Regions from separate parts of the Homo sapiens genome. Here region 2 is linked to region 1. A link is a contact called in ENCODE Hi-C or POLR2A ChIA-PET data. All regions are on one chromosome and are shown on one strand. Each heading gives the region's core, a stretch centred on a gene start or an enhancer-like site at or near the end of the contact. The rest is flanking DNA. Distances are from core to core; before and after follow the strand shown.

Region 1 (7,007 bases), core at 1,219-3,718:
GTTGCTAACTCAAAGTCACGCTGCAGCTGAATCCTGCCCTTCCCATCACGTTCCACTGACTGAATTTTCCCATTCATCTTGTGGAGGTGTTACCCAACCAAGTGTGCTATGCTCAGTTCTCAAACTGCTAGTGAGATCCACTAGGGAAGATCAGAATGAAACTGAGTGGCAACAATTGATTTAAAGTCTCAAGTTGGGCCGGGCACGGTGGCTCATGCCTGCAATCCCAGCACTTTGGGAGGCCAAGGCGGGCGGATCACCTGAGGCCTGGAGTTCGAGACCAGCCTGAGCCAACATGGAGAAACCCCGTCTCTACAAAAAATACCAAATTAGCCGGGCGTGGCATGCCTGTAATCCCAGCTACTCGGGAGGCTGAGGCAGAGAATCACTTGAACCCAGGAGGCAGAGGTTGCAGTGAGTCAATATCACACCATTGCACTCTAGTCTGGGTGACAGAGTGAGACTCTGTCTCAACAAAAAAAAAAAATTCCAAATTGAAGGAAGCGTTAGCAGACTTCATCTCCAGGAAAGGGAAGAAGAAGATACTTAAATAATTAACAAAATATATTTAAAATGAGTGGGAGAACTTCCTCCATTAAACCCTGTTGAAAATGTGTGAGTGGTTGTCATGCCCCAGACATCAAGGAACCCATCCATGAGGTCTTCCCACACAGACTGGCCTCAGGAAGGGAAGGAGGAGGTAGGCCGCTCTGACAGCCACAACCCGAGTTGAGGAAACAAGCAAAGGAACACAGAGAGTCTACATACAGTAAAAGGTGACAGGAGTTAAGCTGCACACAAGGGAAGCAGAGATGGGTTGGAGGCAGTTAAGGGTGCGTTGCTGCCTCTGTGGCTGAGGTGAGTGCAAAGCCCTACATGGTCCCCTGTTTAGAGAAGGCTATTGTTTCAAACATATTTTACTTGGTCCCCGGAGGCAGCATGAAACTATGAAAGAAAGAGCCTTACCCCTTTTTTCAAGGCTCTCCAGACCACAGTTCTGGGATGGGTGTGGGTGGTTGCCATTCGTTCATTTATGCCTGTCTGATATGGAGCCTCCCTCTGTTACCAGCCCTGTGCACTCAAGTGCCTTGCAGTCCAGTGAGGAATAACTGTAGATAAGATGAGATGATGGGCATTAAGTGTAACTGCTGAGAAGCCTTCATAGAGGGAAAGGTGATAAGAACTGAGTTTTTCTGGCATGAGGAGTTTACCAGGCAGGAGAGGTGGAGACGCTAGGCTAGGCAAATAGGCTGCAGCCATAGTTCTGCTGAGAAACAGGTTTTGAACCAAGGCAACTCCATCTGGAGATATGTATCAGAAAGATTAGGAGATAGAATCTCCATCTTGGTCACTTATTTGGTCTTCTAAGACAGCAATGGGACCGTCTCTTAAATACTGGAGTTGTCCTATCTCCTTGGGCTGATACCCTGAACTGTCATTTGGGTGAGTAACACATTAAGGGGTAGACGGTCGGTTTGGGGGAATAAACTAAGTAACTAGGTTGCGGTTCCTCCTGCCGACTAAGCAGACCTCCTGGTGCGTGGTCTTGGGTTGCCCTGTGAGCCCTGAAGCTGTGAATGGGCCCCACAGATCACTCTAAAGCCAAGCATCCATGTGTGCCCGGCTGGGGATCTAGACCCCCCTGGTCTACCCAGGAACCTGAGTTTTGGTGGTCTGAGACACCTGGGGGACGACGTATCCCGGAGAAGGGACCAGGATTAAAGGCCGCTCCCCAGGCTGCCCGGAGACTAGAAGGAAGGCGAGGTAGCCGCAGTCCCAGGGAGGGTCTTACCCCTTGCTCCCGGGATGCGTTATGGCGGGCCTGGCTGTGCGAGATCTAGGCTAGTGGCTTTGGCTGCGAACGGATTAGATCTGATCCGATTAGAGCCTGGGCGGTCGGCTTCGCCCCCTTGCCAGGCTCTGCCAACGCCCGCCCCTCCCTCGTGGAGACCCGGAGACCTCCCTGAGAGCCTTCCCGCCCGGAACACGGGATTGGTGCAGAATCCGAGAGGCTCCATGCGCCCCGGGCCTGGCTTGTTTCCACAGTGGGGGCTCGTGCTTCCGCCCCCTGCGGCTCTTCTGGACCCCGCCCCGACCCTGCGGGTAACTGGGCCCGCGACGTCCCCGCCTCCGTGCTTGCCGCGTGGCGGGTGGGTTCCTCCGGGTCGGGGCCCCGTGCCGCCTGTTCACCTGGGGCGGGACCGTGGCCCCATCCCACAGGTCTCCCGCCCGTGCACCTGCCGCCTAACGCCGCGCGCCGCGCCGTGCGCCTGCCTCGCGCTCCCCGTCCGCCTGCCCCGCACTCCCCGTCCGTGTGTCTCCTAGTCCCCAGCGAGGGGTCTGTCTGTTCCCCTGGCAGGCTGACCAAGGGGCCGGCGTCACCGCTACGTGCGGCGGGGCCGGCGCGGCGGGCGGGGTGAGGGCGGCGCTGAGCGCAGCGGCGGCAGCGGCGGCGCGGGAGGCGGGGAGGCGCGGCGCGCCGGGGACAGCGGCGGACGGCGGCGGCGGCGGCATGCGGCTCCTCGCGCTGCCCATCGTGGGCTGAGGCGGCCGCAGAACCGGCGGGAGGCGCGGCGGCCGGGCGAGCCGAGGGCGCAGCCAGCCGGGCGGACCGCGGACAGCGGTCGGGGCGCCGCGCCATGGGGCGAGCCGGGGGCGGGGGCCCGGGCCGGGGGCCGCCGCCACTGCTGCTGTTTCTGGGGGCCGCGCTGGTCCTGGCCTCTGGGGCCGTGCCGGGTAGGTATGACTGCGCCCGGGACCCCCGCGGCCCTCGTGCCCCACCCAGGGCAGGGGTCCCGCTGGCGGCGGGGACAGGTGGAGCTGTGAGCTGTGGCAAGGGGGCGGGGCACCGCCTGGCCGCGGCCGGGCGGCGGAATGGTCCCAGGAGGTGGTGGGGGTCCGGGAAAGGCCGACCCGCGTGGGGGCCGACCCCGGTTGGGGTAGCCGGGACCCAAGCGCGCGGGCCGCGGTGCGGACTGGGGGCGGGGCCGGGGGCGGGGCCGGGGCGGGGCCGGGGCGGGGCCTGAGGGTGAGACTTCGGGGCGGGACCTGGAGCTGAGGGCGGGAGCCAGTGGACGCGGCTCAGGGTGGGTTCCCGAGGGTGAGACTTATGGGTGGGCCGAGCTGGGGGCCGCCCTGGCCTGGCTCTTCAGACGGCGGGGCAGGTCGGGCGGGGCCGAGCCGCGAGGCGTTGGGCGGGGTGTGATCCTCGTCTTGGGGGCAGACTCCGGGACGGGGCTTAGAGGTACCGGGTGGCTGGGGTCACACTGGGGCGGTGGGGTCTGAGGGTGGCGAGGTCTGGGTTGACCAGGTCTAGGCGAGCGGGCCTGACCGGGGCGGGCCGGGGCTCCAGGGCTCCTCAGCGCGCCGCCCTGACGTCCCGCCCCTTGCCCTCCCGCCCGCAGCGCGTGAGGCGGGCAGCGCGGTTGAGGCCGAAGAGCTGGTGAAGGGCAGCCCGGCGTGGGAGCCGCCTGCCAACGACACGCGGGAAGAAGCCGGCCCACCAGCGGCTGGGGAAGATGAGGCGTCGTGGACGGCGCCCGGTGGCGAGCTGGCCGGGCCAGAAGAGGTGCTGCAGGAGTCGGCTGCGGTGACCGGCACCGCCTGGCTGGAAGCTGACAGCCCAGGCCTGGGAGGAGTGACCGCAGAGGCGGGCAGCGGCGATGCCCAGGCCCTTCCAGCTACGCTCCAGGCTCCCCACGAGGTCCTCGGGCAGTCAATCATGCCCCCTGCCATTCCTGAGGCTACAGAGGCCAGCGGGCCACCCTCCCCCACCCCCGGCGACAAGCTGAGCCCAGCTTCTGAACTCCCCAAGGAGAGCCCCTTGGAGGTTTGGCTGAACCTGGGGGGCAGCACACCCGACCCTCAAGGGCCAGAGCTGACTTACCCATTTCAGGGCACCCTGGAGCCCCAACCGGCATCAGATATCATTGACATCGACTACTTCGAAGGACTGGATGGTGAGGGTCGTGGCGCAGATCTGGGGAGCTTCCCAGGGTCACCAGGAACCTCAGAGAACCACCCTGATACTGAGGGAGAGACCCCTTCCTGGAGCCTGCTTGACTTATACGATGATTTCACCCCCTTCGATGAATCTGATTTCTACCCCACCACATCCTTTTATGATGACTTGGATGAAGAGGAGGAGGAAGAGGAGGATGACAAAGATGCAGTAGGAGGTGGAGACCTAGAAGATGAAAATGAGCTTCTAGTGCCCACTGGGAAGCCTGGTCTGGGGCCCGGGACAGGCCAGCCCACCAGTCGGTGGCATGCTGTCCCTCCACAGCACACTCTGGGGTCGGTCCCCGGCAGCAGCATCGCCCTCAGGCCCCGCCCAGGAGAGCCAGGCAGGGACTTGGCCTCCAGTGAAAATGGCACTGAGTGCCGCAGTGGCTTTGTGCGGCATAACGGCTCCTGCCGGTCAGTGTGCGACCTCTTCCCAAGTTACTGTCACAATGGCGGCCAGTGCTACCTGGTGGAGAACATAGGGGCCTTCTGCAGGTAAGGGCATGGCAGGCAGGTGCATAGGGACACTGAAGAGTGTATGTGAGGCCGACTCAACAGAGGGCAGCGTAGCCGGGCGCGTTGGCTCACGCCTGTAATCCCAGCACTTTGGGAGGCTGAGGCAGGCGGATCTCCTAAGGTCAGGAGTTCAAGACCAGCCTGGCCAAGTTGGTGAAACCCCATCTCTACTAAAAATACAAAAAATTAGCTGGGCGCGGTGGCAGGCACCTGTAGTCCCAGCTACTCAGGAGGCTGAGGAAGGAGAATCATTTGAACCCGGAGGGTGGAGGTTGCAGTGAGCCAAGATCGTGCCACTGCCCTCCAGCCTGGGTGACAAAGTGAAACTCCATCTCAAAAAAAAAAAAAAACAAAACAAAACAGAGGGCAGCGTGACAGGCACAACTTGCAAGAGGTTGTACAGTCGCAGGATTCCCAGGTGGAGAAATGTTCACTCAGGCTTCTTCTACAGAATTACTTGGTAAAATGCACTTCCTGTGACCTTATCACTAGGAGAGGTTCCTCAGAAATAAGATTATGTCTTTCCTCTGTGTGTTGTGTCCTTACCCAAACCCTCAATTACAAAGGCAAAATGAGGCCGGGCGTGGTGGCTCACGCCTGTAATCCCAGCACTTTGGGAGGCCGAGGTGGGCACATCACCTGAGGTTGGGAGTTCGAGACCAGCCTGACCAACATGGAGAAACCCTGTCTCTACTAAAAACATAAAAAATTTAGCCGGGTGTGGTGGCACATGCCTGTAATCCCAGCTACTCGGGAGGCTGAGGCAGAATTGCTTGAACCCAGGAGGTGGACGTTGCAGTGAGCCGAGATCACGCCATTGCACTCTAGCCTGGGCAGCAAGAGCGAAACTCTGTCTCAAAAAAAAAAAAAAAAAAAAAAAAAGGCAAAATGAAGGGAATTCTTTAAGAGTTTTGGAAAAAGGGCTGGGTTGAGGGGTGTTTGCTGGAGGGTTCTGGTGGTACTGGTGAGAGGGGTAGGCCCATAAACCTACTCTGTGGGATAAAGACAGCTGTTGAACACCGCTCCATGCCTTGTGCTCGGCGGGAGGAGGGGCCAGTTCCCTGGAAGGAATGTAGGCACGCAAACTCAAAAGGGAGGACCTTCTTGGAAACAGACCCCAAAATGCAGCCACTCACACAGATAAAATCAAGCTGAGAGTCTTCGCATTGCAGATGTGCGGGTGTTTCTTGACTTTGGGAGGTGGCTTTTTTCTTTCTACTTTGATGTTTGTCTACCTTGGGATATCAAATCCATAATCCTTTTAAAGACTCAGAGTTTAGTTTTCCTAAGGGCATTGTCTGTAGCTCATCAGTAATTACCCTACTCACCTCACTCTTAGGAACTGTCCTCACAGTGAGGTATTTAACTTGCTGGAGAGCTTGCAGCCTGATTCCGGAAGAATCCCAGGGTGGGGTGATCAGGTGGTTTGCTTGTCTCCATCCTTTACAGGCTGTAGAAATGGAGGAGAGCCCTCAGACTCCTTTGAGGGTTGTCTCCATTAGTCCTAGATGGAGCATTTCTGTCATCTGTGTGTCTCTTTTTATTTTTAGTAGAGATGGGGTTTCACCATATTGGCCAGGCTGGTCTCAAACTCCTGACCTCAAGTGATCCGCCCACCTCAGCCTCTCAAAGTGCTGGGATTACAGGCGTGAGCCACCACGCCCGGCCAGGGTATCTCTTTTTCAAGTGTCATTCTCCATCCTTCTTGTTCTTGTTCGTTCTGCAAGTATATGATGAATTCAAGTTCCTTAGGTCTTGATGTAGTATATCAGAGAATAACATGTAGAAAGCAATGAGTATTTTGTCCTTGGCGTTGTAACTTAAGTTCCAGTTTCTTTCTATGAAGTTCTTTTTTTTGTTGTTGTTGTTTTTAGAGACGGAGTCTCACTCTGTCGTCCAGGCTGGAGTGCAGTGGTGCAATCTCGACTCACTATAAGCTCCGCCTCCCAGGTTCATGCCATTCTCCTGCCTCAGCCTCCGGAGTAGCTGGGACTGCAGGCGCCCGCCACCACGCCCAGCTAATTTTTTGTATTTTTAGTAAAGACGGGATTTCACTGTGTTAGCCAGGATGGTTTCAATCTCCTGACCTCATGATCTGCCCTCCTTGGCCTCCCAAAGTGGTGGGATTACAGGCGTGAGCCACCGCGCCCAGCCGAAGTTCTTTATTATAAATGGTCATGACATTAGGGTCACTCATAGGATGTGACCACACAGTTCTTGGAGTGGTCCAGCCATTGCCAGAAGGAGGTACTATGATTAAGAAATTGTAGCAATTTTATTTTTAAAAAGAAAATATGGCAATAAACTAACTTGCCAGTTGATTAAGGGCTACCAGAAATATGAGGAAACCCTGTGATTTTGCTCCTCAAAATTCAGTTTGGGGGACTATAGTGATGATTTCAGCCTGGGGGCTGTGCAACCTCTCTGCAAAATCATCATCTTTCATCCTATTGGAGGCCTGGAATTTTCACCTTCAAAGTGAACTC
Region 2 (7,007 bases), core at 1,859-4,358, 2.2 Mb before region 1:
TAGCCCCATTTCCTGTGCTGGCCCCGGCCTGGACGGGGAGGGGGCTGAGACTCTGGGCCCAGATCCCACCTCCCCCCCACCCCCCACCCCCTGGCTCCTGTTTCCTGCTAGTCCAGCTCTTCCCCTAGGAAAGGCTGCTGGTAACTGGGATGGGGGTTGGGGGGAGGTAAGAAGTCTCTGACTCCTCCTCTACCTCATCCCAGTTCCATCACCTGAAGTGGACCTCTTGGGACCGTCTGAAGGTACCAGCTGGGCAGCCTGAGAGGACCCTGGAGTCGCTGCTGGCTCATCTTCAGGTGTGCCCTGTTGCTACCCCAACCCCCAGGCTCAGCCCAGCCCGGCCCAGCTGGTGTCTGACCTTTCTCCTCTAGGAGCAGCACGGGTTGAGGGTGAGGATCCTGCTGCACGGCTCAGCCCTGCTCTATGCGGCCGGATGGTCACCTGAAAAGCAGGCCCAGCACCTGCCCCTCAGGTGAGCCCACTTGGGGCTTTAGACAGGCCCCACCAGTCCCTGGAGGCTGGGGCTAGGGACCACACTGCCTTTTGTCTTCCCAGCCCCATTCTGGGCCCCTCACACCTTCCCAAGCATTCTTTCCCCAAATGGAGCCAGCAAACAGGCTGGAGGTGGGGTGAGGGCCGAGAGCCTGAGGAGGAGTCTTCAGGAGCTGCCTATTTGGCCAGCCCCATGGGCTCCCCACATGCTGCACAGCCCCCCTTTCACAGCCCACTCCCAAGGGACCCATAGCTTCCTGCCTCCTGCTTGCCTCATCAGCTGCTCCTAAAATAGTTTCAGATGTTTCCTGTCTTGAGCAGCTCCTGCTCCTGGCTTGGGCTCCTGACGGCCTGCCAGCACCCTCTCTAGTCCATGCCAGGCTGCCTTCTGCTTGCCATGGCTCACCTCTCCAATCTCCCCTAAACCCACCCCTACCAGGGTGACAGAACTGGTTCAGCAGCTGACAGGCCAGGCACCTGCTCCTGGGCAGCGGGTGTTGGTGCTAGAGCTGAGCTGTGAGGGTGACGACGAGGACACTGCCTTCCCACCTCTGCACTATGAGCTGTGACAAGGCAGCCACCCTGTCACCTAGCTCAATGGAGCCCCGGATCCCAAGCCCTGCATTGTAAGCCCACAGTAGGCACTCAATAAATGCTTGTTAAAGGAAGGCATTGCAGAGAGGATGGACGATAGAAAACAGTGCACTAATGCACACGGGTGTGACATGGGCATGACAGGGACCTTCACACAGAGAAAAAAAGCTCTTCAGAAGATTTGTCTCCCTGGGCAGTGCCTCACAGGGCTGGGGCTGCCTCTTAGTGCCTCAGGGGTATGGAGCCAGGACAGTCTAGAAAAAAGGCTTTTATTGTCCCAGGCTGGAGGGCAGGGTCAGAGGTAGCTGACATCATTGCAGATGATGGGCTGGCGGCTACGACAGCTCATGAGAGCTGCAAAGCGTGAGACATCCGCAGGCAGTTCAGGTTCTGGGCGAGGTGGGCATGACAGCCGCTTTCCTGCCATAGCTGTCCGCCGAGCCCTGGCCAGCCGGCGCCGAAGCTGCTCAGAGAGGCCAAGCAGGAACTGAGGGGGCCGAGCACGGGCACGGTGCCCACCTCCGTCACCCCCTTCACTCCCTGTCTCAGGCAGCTCCATCCAGTTGTGCACCAAGTCAGCAAAGCAATTGTCCCCTAGTACCAGGGGCTGGCGACTGCGACCCCTGTTCAGTAGGGCTGCTGTCCAGTCCTCTGCTTCCAGTCCCTGCCAGTGCTCCAGGCAGGCGTCTGGGGTGGACTTGGGCCGTGGATGGTGGACAGGTGGTACACTGGCTACAGGGGCCCTGCTGGGCATGGGGAGGCCACTGACTGAGAGGCACTGCCTACGAAGGGGCTGTGCTGAGGGTGCTGGGCGCTGGGATACAGGCAGTTCTTCCTCTCGCCATGTGCTGCCTGACACCTCCGAGAAGCCAGAGTCCCAGTCCAGGGCATGCTCCCTGGGGCCTCCCAAGGCTGCATCCCTGTCTTCTGTCACCACTGCTTCCTCCTCCTCCTCTTCCTCCTCCTCCACACAGCAGACTGAGTCCTCTTCCAAGGCACCCGAGGCCCTAAGCTGGTGGCTGGGCTGCACATCTGGGCCAGTTTGGGAGGTTGGCTGCAGGGGACCAGGCATTGAGGGTGAGCCTGTGTCCCGACCACACAACTGAGGGGAAGAGAGGGCAGAAGTCGGAGAGGTATCACTTGTCACCAGGCCAGCCCAGAGAACAGAGGGTCCAGGAAGGTTAGATAGGCCTGCTGGCCTGGGCAGCAGGGTGTTAGTGAGCACAGGGCAGGCATAGGGGTGCTGGCACTCGAAGCTGGTGTGGTTCTCATCCACCGACCTGGTGGCAGTCTGGCAGGCTGCAGCATGCAGGGCCGGGCAAGTCGGCACCCGCCACCAGGGCGGGCGGGCAGGCAGGCAGGGTTGCGGGCCTGAACGGGGAAGTAGGTCCTGCCCAGGACTGGAGGGGCATCCCGTGCCTATTGGGGGATTCAGCTCCCAAAGCCCAAAGCGTCTTTCACAGAAAGAGCGCTTGCTAGGTGAGGGGTAGAGAAGGGAGGCATAGGCCAGCCTGAAGTAGGGGGCGTTCACAGCAGCGCCAGCACCTCGTTAGTCCCTTGCCGCCCCATGCCCCGCCCCCAAAGAAGTCCCCCTTCCACTCTCTCCTCCCGCGCCGTTCCAGCAGCACGGCCAGCTGGATGCTGTTATCTGATGCTCAGCTCAGTTCCCAACCGTCCGAAACCCGACGCGGGCCATCTGAGCCATATGCGCCACGCCGCCCCCACCCCGCCTCGGACCGGCACGCTGGAGCCACCCCGCACCCGTCTGTTGTTCCGGCCGGGCGGCAGCCTGGCATCCCGCACGCGTCCTCACTAACCACACCCGCTCCCGAGCCTCACCAGTTCCCAGCGGAGCTGGCTAAGGAAGCTGTCAAGCCGAGCGCTGTGCATGTCCATGCCAGGGCCCCCACCGAACCTACTAGCTCCTCTTGGAACCCCGGCGGAGCCGCGCGGAGAGGGCTGGGAGGGCCGGCCAGCGGCGCCCTCAGCCTCCGCCTGCCTGCGCGACTCCTCGCTCTCCGTAGCTCCCGCCGCCGCCGCCCCGACATCTGGCAGCCGCGCCCCGCCCCGGCCCCGCGGCCAAAGGGGGCGGGGCTAAAGCCCGGCGTCCCTCCCGACTCCGCCGCGGTTCTGGGTGGGAAGGGCGGGGTCATAACTGGAAGCCGGACGGGGCCGGTACGGGGACCCCCCGAGCCCCCAGACTGTTGAGTGGACCCTGCGTTTGCTGCGTGACGCAGGACAGGTCGCCTCCGTGCGGGGGCCTCATCCTCCCCGTTTGTTCAATGGTGAAATAGCGGTCCCTCTCACGGGGCGCCGTGCTGCGTCCGCACATAGGCAGAGCACCCCGGATGGTCGGACCCAGAGAGGTTGTGGACCCTCGGGGCCTGACCCACGGGACCCATTCGTGAGGCTGGCCTTGGCACTCCCTGAACGGGATGGAAGTGGGGTTCAGCCCGTCTGAGGACTCAAGAGAGGGCGGGACTTTGTGGCAGCGCACCGGCGGGGCCTCAGCCGCGTCCCAACCGAGCTAGACGGGACTGCCCTCTAGTGGGGAGTGCTTGGCTAGTCGCGAGTCCAGCGGCGACGCGCGACCGTCGGCATTCCCTTTGCCGGTACCAGGTGCAGACTGAGGGTCGGTGCTGAGGCTGCTCTATCAACACAGGCTAGGCTCAAGGGTAGTGTAGCTGCAGACAGACTGGACATACCAGCAACAGGAAAATACCAGGGAATGAGGGCCGTGGGCTAGCTTGGGGAAAGTCAGTCTCACAGGAGGTGACATCAAGATGCAATCAAGAAGAGGGGCATTCTGGCCGGGCGCGGTGGCTCACGCCTGTAATCCCAGCAGTTTGGGAGGCCGAGGCGGGCGGATCACGAGGTCAGGAGATCGAGACCATCCTGGCTAACATGGTGAAACCCCGTCTCTACTAAAAATACAAAAAAAATTAGCCGGGCGTGGTGGCGGGCGCCTGTAGTCCCAGCTACTCCTGAGGCTGAGGCAGGAGAATGGCGTGAACCCGGGAGGCGGAGCTTGCAGTGAGCGGAGATCGCGCCACTGCACTCCAGCCTGGGCGACAGAGTGAGACTCCGTCTCAAAAAAAAAAGAAAGGAAGAAGAAGCAGGAGGAGGAGAAGGAGAAGAAGGAGAAGGAGAAGAAGGAGAAGAAGAACATTCTAGGCAGAAGGAGCAGCCAGGGAAGAGACCCCGACGGACAGGAGCTGGACAGGGCCAAACATAAAGAAGGCCCAGGTGTCTGTGATTGGTGGTGGTGGCAGGAGGGAAAAGGTCAGCAAAACCAGGCTCTAACGGCCTTAGAGCAGAATGTGGGTTTTGTTCTTGGTGTGATGAGGAGCAATGGGGGCCTTTGAGCAGGAATGACCTGGGCTAGCCCTTGTTTAGATAATCCCAGCTGCTTTCAGAAAAGGATTCTGCAATAAGAGTGGAAGTCCCTGCCCTCATCCAGGCAACGAAGGGGAGGGCCTAGGCCTGGGCAGGGCAGGTGCACTGAAGGGGGTCACTTTGGGGTATGTTTTGGAACTAAAATCAAGTCTTGCTGATGCATGGATGTGGGCAGGAAAAGAGGCATCAAGCATGACTCCTACATTTCTGGCATTAACAGCTGGTTGGATGAAATTGCCATAAACTGATCTGGGAAAGACTGGAGAAGAGTGGGTTTGGAGAGGAAAATCCAATGATCATTTATGGACACGTAACCCTTGAGATGCCTGTTAGACATCCAAGAGGAGTTGCAGAGTCAGCTGCTAGGTGTATGACTCTGGACTTCAGGAGAGAGATCAGCACTGGAGCCTTGGATCTGGGAGGCATAGTGAGTGAATGGATGGTATGTAAGGCCATAGGCCTGGATAAGGTGGGGTGGGAGGAAATCAGTGTAGTCAGAGGGAGACAGCAATCGGGACTGTGCCCTGGGACATTCCATGAGGTGGAGGTAGGGGAGATATGAAGCAGAGCTATCAAAGAAGCTGAGCAGGAACAGCCAGGAGAAATCTGAGAATGTGGGGACTCAGGACCCAAGGGGAGCAAGCATTGAATGCTGCCTAGGCAGTGAGGGTGAAGAACAAACCACTGGATTCGGCAGTGCATAGGTCACTGGGAACCCTGACAAGGGCAGTTTTGTGTAGAGAGGGACAAGCCTGATTAGAGTGTGTGGAGAAGAGAGTGAGGACTGAAGAACTGGAGATGGCAAATAAAGACAACCGTTTTTGTTTTTTTTTTTGAGACAGGGCCTCACTCTGTCACCCAGGCTGGAGTGCAGTGGCATGATCTTGGCTCACTGCAGCCTCCATCTCTGGGGCTCAAGTGACCCTCCTATCTCAGCCTCTCAAGTAACTGGGACTACAGGCATGTGCCACCACACTCAGCTAATTTTTTTTTTTTTTTTTTTTGTAGAGACAGGGTTTCACCATGTTGTCCAGGCTGGTCTCGAACTCCTGATCTCAAACGATCCTCCTGCCTCAGCCTCCCATACAGGCATAAGCCACCGTGCCTGGCCAGAAAACTTAAAAAAACTGACATATAAATACAATAAATAGACAGATCTCAAAGTTACAGCCCAGTAAATGTTAAAATCTGTAGACACTTGTGCAGCTGCCACCCAGATATAGAACATCCTCAGCAACTCCTGGATGCCACCTGGTGCCCTATCCAACTGATATTCCCAACGGTAACCAGTATTTGTATTTCTATCATAAAGGATTCCTTTTGCTTGTTGGATGTAGACAACTTTTTTTTTCTTTTTTCTTTTTTTTTGAGACAGGGTCTTGCTCTGTCACTCAGGTTGGAGTACAGTGGCACAATCATGACTCACTGCAGCCTCGATCTCTTGGGGTTCAAGCAATCCTCCTACCTCAGCCTCCAGAGTAGCTGGGACTACAGGCCTGGATCACCACACCCAACTAATTTTTTGTAGAGATGGGGTCTCACTTTGTTGCCCAGGCTGATATTGAACTCCTGAGCTCAAGTGATCCTCCCACCTCAGCCTCCCAAAGTGCTGGGATTACAGATGTAAGCCGCCACACCCAGCAAGTTTTGAGAGATTTTGTTGACGGTTGGGCTCATTTTTTATAGGCAGATAATGTTCTAATGGAGGGGGTCCAGCTGGAGTTGAGACTCTGTGGGGTAGCAGGTCCTGGGCCAAATTTTCCTGGGTGCTGTGCTTGCTCTATCTCCACGGATTGCATGACCAGTTTCCTCATCTGAACCTTAATCCTCCTCCCCTTCCATGCCCTTAGAGTTGTAATGAATGGGGGCAATGGAAAATGGGATATTCTGAGCCTCTGGAAGCCTGCCAGAGGTCTAGAACTCAGTCACCAGGGATGGGTGGGGATAGAATCTGGGAGGCCCAGGAGTCCCGCCTGCCCAGCTATGTTTGAGCAACTGACCTGGCAACAGGGTGAGTCAGACAAACAGCCTAGCTTTCTGAAGCCTCCTCTGCTGTCTGTGTCTTCAGGTCATCATGGTGCTGCTCAGGCTCCTCGTGTTCCTCTTTGCTCCGGTGGTCTCTGGTGAGGAGGTGGTGGGTGGGGGAACCGTAGTTTTCCCTTGGAGTCCTGACCCTTCCCAGATAAGCTACCATGGAGGACAGGGATTGGGGGAGAGGTAGGAAAGTGTAAGAATCTGAACCCCTGGCCCTCACCCCTTCTCTTGGCCACTTCCTCAGTCAAGTTCTCACTCCCCATCTGTGAAATGCTGGATGCTGGATACAAGGAAAGGCCTTAGCTGCTTGGCCCCATGGCATGGCCAGGCCCTGTGGCAAAAGGACAGGACTATGCTAGTATGTGTGGTTCCATCAGCCTGGGGGCCTCCAGCCTGAATTCTCTGCTCTTCACAGACCTCTGCAGCCTGCCCTGCTTTATAAATGTCTCTGAGAGCCAGGGCCCTGGCACAGTCCTTCAGTTTTTATCCTT

The links. Hi-C counts contacts between places; a loop is a spot of excess contacts on that map. ChIA-PET counts read pairs that join two places held with the same protein, here RNA polymerase II (POLR2A).
Region 2: a loop to region 1 is called in a map of posterior vena cava, with 20 times the contacts of the local background. The contact joins the promoter of INKA1 here to the promoter of CSPG5 in region 1. A Hi-C loop is called at or near these places in 1 of 168 maps with a recorded cell type or tissue (posterior vena cava). POLR2A ChIA-PET finds 5 or more read pairs at or near these places in 1 of 52 experiments (activated T-cell).

Annotation. Positions count from the first base shown.
Region 1 is chr3:47,574,326-47,581,332 of GRCh38, reverse strand. It overlaps CSPG5 (chondroitin sulfate proteoglycan 5), which reads left to right and starts at 2,468. Exons shown (of 5, transcript NM_006574.4): 1 at 2,468-2,736; 2 at 3,405-4,500. The coding sequence starts at 2,640. RefSeq lists an enhancer at 1,139-1,843 and silencers at 2,968-3,017, 3,058-3,117, 3,168-3,257, 4,860-5,154.
Region 2 is chr3:49,799,362-49,806,368 of GRCh38, reverse strand. INKA1 (inka box actin regulator 1) reads right to left here and starts at 3,108. Exons shown (of 2, transcript NM_203370.2): 1 at 2,926-3,108; 2 at 1,339-2,188. The coding sequence starts at 2,976. The coding sequence ends at 1,382. CDHR4 (cadherin related family member 4) reads left to right here and starts at 6,496. Exons shown (of 19, transcript NM_001007540.4): 1 at 6,496-6,605; 2 at 6,932-7,007. The coding sequence starts at 6,557. It overlaps UBA7 (ubiquitin like modifier activating enzyme 7), which reads left to right. Exons shown (of 24, transcript NM_003335.3): 22 at 204-296; 23 at 372-472; 24 at 932-1,160. The coding sequence ends at 1,061. It overlaps MIR5193 (microRNA 5193), which reads left to right and starts at 124; the gene lies at 124-232. RefSeq lists an enhancer at 1-153 and silencers at 2,832-3,271, 3,662-3,711.